2 separate regions of the Mus musculus genome follow, and region 1 is linked to region 2. A link is a loop called in an ENCODE intact Hi-C map of the cell type or tissue named here. Cell type or tissue: gastrocnemius. All regions are shown on one strand.

Region 1 (2,500 bases), 720 kb after region 2:
ACAAGATGAATACTTATCAAGTTCATGAGACAGAATACGTACTGCATGTAAAGATGTCAAGGTTTGCAAGAATTATTTAATATAAAACTCAGTGCTGATTAAAGTGCATGAGAGATGGCACGGATATCCATTTACATTCTAAATATAATCTGTAACATCTCCAGCTTCCAACTTTCTTGGTGCTGTTATTTCAGGAATTCTGAGGATACTGCTATCTTTGATAGTCCTTGGTCTGTGCATTTCTGTGCTGCTAATTCCTCCACAGGCCAGAGGAAAAGAGTCTATGTTGCCTTCTGGTCCTAATGCACTGCAACTGACATTCCCTGAGCTGCACCACAGCTTCTTTTATTCATCATCTATATCTGGTTATTGATAGATAAAGAATGAAAATCTTCACTTTTGGTGTTCCTATTTGCCTGGAAGAAACATACACCACATAGGCGGTGAGGAAATTATTGAACTTCACCATGAAAAGCTCAATAGTTCCCCGAAGATGCTTTGTCATATATGGTTTTCATGAACTCTTTGATAAGCTTCAAGACCCCCTATATGTGAATTGGTTTATAGTTTTGAATATTTCTATGAAATGATCCTAGCATTCCAGCTGTCACAGTTGTCTTGGTGTGAACATAGCAAGCTCTATTGTCTACCTTGTCCTTTATATATTCCATCTTGACTGCATTAGCTATTTAAGAACTCAACCTAAATAACAATGTAAATCATTCAGATCTGACAAAGTGTTTTCTAACTCTCAAAGATCACATCCCACCCTGGAACCAGCAAAACAAATGAATTTCCAATCCAGAACCAAATTACCTTTATATATATTTTCTGAAAACAATGTATAAACATAATTGTAACCAGGGTACTGATCATCCTTTCTATAAAAAAATTGCTTGGTTTATTGCTATTGCCTTCCAATCCCTGATAATTATGGGAATTATGGCTTGACATAGTTAAGGGTTCCTCATGCCTTTTGTGAGTCAGTACATCCAGACTGGCATCCTTGTATTGTCTCAGGTCTTGCAGAATGCATAGTCATATTTCTGTTTCTCCAGTTCTGTGGTACCTACATTATTCCCATATGGTTTGATTTTCCATAGCCTTGCAAGCCATGTTTTGAGAAACTCACTTTAATTTTAATGTCTTACCACATTTCAACAATGTAGATGTAGGCAATTCCCTAAATATCACAATTTCTTTGCCATTCCAGTCATGAGATTGAAAATCATGCTTATATGAATATTCTCTCATGCTTACCATGTGTTCTTTTTCATTCTCATCAGAATTTTTAACAATCAATTCAATCATTTATTCCCAAAGAGAGTTCCTTAGCAAAGTTCTAACTTGTTCCTTCCTAGTAAATATGTGAAATTGAAAGTTCACATCTTCTTAAACTGTCCCTTTTCCTCAAAGCATTTTTATTTTGAATCTGGGAATAGTGTTGTATATTACAGAATCCCTATATGATTTTTTTTAAAACTTCATCCTTAAGTACTGTGGGAAAACTCTTATGGGAATGCACATAAGCATTTTTTTCATGTTTTATTATCTATAGTGAAGGATTGTGACTGCTTACAGTGGTGCATTCTGATGTTGAGTGTAATGATTTAGTTGCAGTTATTGCAGGAGTTAGATTCATGCATTTGAAGTGCATCTCCATACTTACTGAAACAGTCAACATTCACCAATGAGGCACTCCACATGATGCCAACTGAAGAAAGATTTTCACACTCAGAAAATCCTTCTGAAAGGATGTTCTATAGTGAGATAACTCACCATCCTTGCCTGATTTATAATTCATGACAGATGTTGCAACTGACACTACTGAAAAGAGGCTCTTCATTTCATATCACATAGGAAAATGTAATGATATTGAATTTGGTCTGCAAAGACGTCTTATTTTCAGATTGACAAGCATTACATTGCCTTTTGTTCAAAGTAGGTAATGATAACCCCATGAATATTTCTCAATAAACAAAGTAATCATCATCGTTGTCATCCTCCTCATCCTCCACCTCATCATCATCATCATCACCCCTTTACCAGGGCAACCATGAGAATCCATGTGATTCCATGTAAGTCAAATTCTACTTGACCAGTAAAGTCAAGAGTTTATTTGGTATTGCTCAGATGATTATGGGCAATGAGTTACTGACTTAAGCCTAGATGAATAAATATAAGGTTTATTGCTGAATATTTCTCTACTGCATGGGTACCGATGACACAAAATTAATCTTAGAGTACACTTATGAACTTGAATGGGAATCAGTATTGTTAACATGATTTCAACGTGGTAAATATAAAGGCAACACCAACTTATAAAAACAGCATTATCAGAAATTCCACCACAAAAGTAGAGAATATAGGGAGAAATAATGGGTAAATGCATTCAGAAACATTCATTCTCAACTGCATAGATGATGGCCATAGTGCATCCATTTGAAGATATCTAGAGTAAATAGATATGGGATCTTGTCATAAAGAACTATGGCAAGAA
Region 2 (2,500 bases):
TGTTTTATTATCTACAGTGAAGGATAGCAACTGCTTTCAGTGGTGTATTCAGATGTTGAGTGTAATGACTTAGTTGCAGTTATTTCAGGAGTTAGTGAGTCATGCATTTGAAGTGCATCTCCATACTTACTGAAACAGTCAACATTGACCAATGAGGTACTCCACATGATACCATGTGAAGAAAGATTTCCATACTCAGAACATCCTTCTGAAATGATGCTCTATAGTGAGATAACTCACCTTCCTTGCCTGATATATAATTCATGACAGAGATGTTGCAACTGACAGTACTGAAAAGATGCTCTTCATTTCATATCACATAGGAAAATGTAATGATACTGAATTTGGTCTGCACAGATGTCTAATTTTCAGATTGACAAACATTATATTGCCTTTTGTTCAAAGTAGGTAATGATAACCCCATGAATATTTCTCTACTGCATGGGCACTGATGACACAGTGTTAATCTTAGAGTACACTCATGAACATGAATGGGAATCAGTATTTTTAACATGATTTCAACTTGGTAAATATACAGGCAACACCAACTTATAAAAACAGCATTATCAGAAACTCCACCAGAAAAGTGGAGAATATATGGAGAAATAATGGGTTCAGAAATATTCGTTTCCAACTGCTTAGATGATGGTCATAGTGCATCCATTCAAAGATATCTAGAGTAAATAGATATGGGATCTTGTCAGATAGAACTATTGGAAGAAAATACATGAGTTTTAGGTTTTTTATATTTTGGCATATACAGCAATACATCTCTTTAAGATACTTTCAGAGATATATCACATGAATTTGTAATCTATGCCCCTCTCCACAACATCATTTTTGTCCCTGTCATTTGATTCCAGTTACCTCCCAGAGAATCTTGTTTTTGCAGTAATATCACACATTTATATCTATTTACTCATATCTATTCAAACTTTCAAATCCACAAAGTGAAACTTCACATCATCTGTAATTCTTTGTTATTTCAGATAAAATATGATTTTTGTTGCATTCATCTTTAAATCTAAAAATGATAATTGTATTATTTCTCGCTGAAATAAATACCACCATGTGTGCATAGCATATTTTTTTTTTGTTAGTAGAAATATTTTATTGGTGAGACCCCACCATCTGCACAAAGTGGTCCTGGAATCAAGCTCCTTCCTCCTTGGCAATGCGATCTTTCTTGAGTGATCCCATAAATGCTTTCTTCTCCTCCATGGTCTGGAAGCGACCATGGCCAAATTTGGAGGTGGTGTCAATGAACTTCAGGTCAATCTTCTCCAGGGCCCGACGTTTGGTCTGGACCAGCAAGGACTTACAAAGAGTAAGTACTCGCTTCTTGGCCCCCACCACACAGCCTTTGAGCATGATGAAGTCATTGGTCACCTCACCATAATGGACAAAGCCACCCAGTGGGTTGATGCTCTTGTCAGACAAGTCATAGTCAGTAGATGCATTGTTCTTGATCAGTTTGCCATCCTTGATTAGGTGGCCTTGACAAATCTTGTAAATCTTCTTATTAATCTCTGTTCGGTAATGGTAGCCTTTCTGCCCAGCTCGAGCCACAGAGAAGGCGACACGGGCAGGGTGCCAGGCTCCAATACAGGCAACTTTGCGCAAACCTCGATGGGTCTTTCGGGGCAGTTTCTTTGTATGCCAACGACTGGTTACCCCTTTGTACCCTTTGCCTTTTGTCACGCCAATGACATCAATCATCTCATCCTGCCCAAACACCTGGTTCACAGGAACCTGCTGCTCCAGCCTCTCTCGGGCCCAGTCGAGCTTCTCAGCCACAGTGCCTCCATTCACCGGGATCTCCATAAAGTGTGCCTTCTTCTGGCACAGAGGAAGCAGATGCATCTGAGTGTGGGCAATGATGCGGATGACCTGGCAGTACTTCTTCATGCTGTTGAAGTCCTTCTCCAGCTGCTTCTTGCCTGTGTCATCCTGCCATTTCTTACAGTACTTGGTGAAAGCCTTCTTCTTAGACTTGTGCCAGTTCTTATAGAAGCGCCTTTTACACTCATTGCTGATGTGCTCAGCAAATACAGTCTTGAAGGTCCGGAGGCCTCGTGGGTTCTCAACATATCCCACAATGCCCACGACCACCATTGGGGGGTTTTCCACAATGGTCACAGCCTCCACGACTTCTTTCTTGTTCACCTCAGATCCTGGCCTGTCAACTTCCCGGACGATGTGGGTCATGCCAGCCTTGTAACCCAGAAAGGCTGTGAGGTGAACAGGCTTGGAAGCATCATCCTTAGGAAAGCTCTTCACTTTCCCAGGATGCCTGCTGCTGCGCTTGCGAGGCAGGAAGCCCAAGGACCCATGCCTGGGAGCTGAGAATTTCCCGTGAGACATCTGGCCGCCACCGCATAGCATATTTTCATGTTAACTTTTCTACTTACATCACATACATCAAATTTTCTCTAATGCATGGTCACTTGTACTTGATACATATCAATCTTTTATATCCACCATAGAGGAGTCGTTTGTG

Evidence for each region. Peaks named below come from ENCODE experiments on the same cell type or tissue, not always from the same donor. Only the 100,000 strongest peaks of a DNase experiment are listed, where the experiment ranks them.
Region 1: a loop joins it to region 2, with 12 times the contacts of the local background. A loop is called at or near these places in 16 of 42 quality-filtered maps.

Annotation. Positions count from the first base shown.
Region 1 is chr4:113,671,183-113,673,682 of GRCm38, forward strand. The region is part of intron 32 of Skint5 (selection and upkeep of intraepithelial T cells 5); the gene reads right to left. Among named protein-coding and RNA genes, the nearest start is that of Skint5, 330 kb to the right of the region's middle. In gastrocnemius, no CTCF peak of the experiment used is centred here; no DNase peak of the experiment used is centred here.
Region 2 is chr4:112,953,923-112,956,422 of GRCm38, forward strand. The region is part of intron 25 of Skint6 (selection and upkeep of intraepithelial T cells 6); the gene reads right to left. It also overlaps the pseudogene Gm12816. Among named protein-coding and RNA genes, the nearest start is that of Skint10, 180 kb to the left of the region's middle. In gastrocnemius, no CTCF peak of the experiment used is centred here; a DNase peak (open chromatin) is centred at 1,357.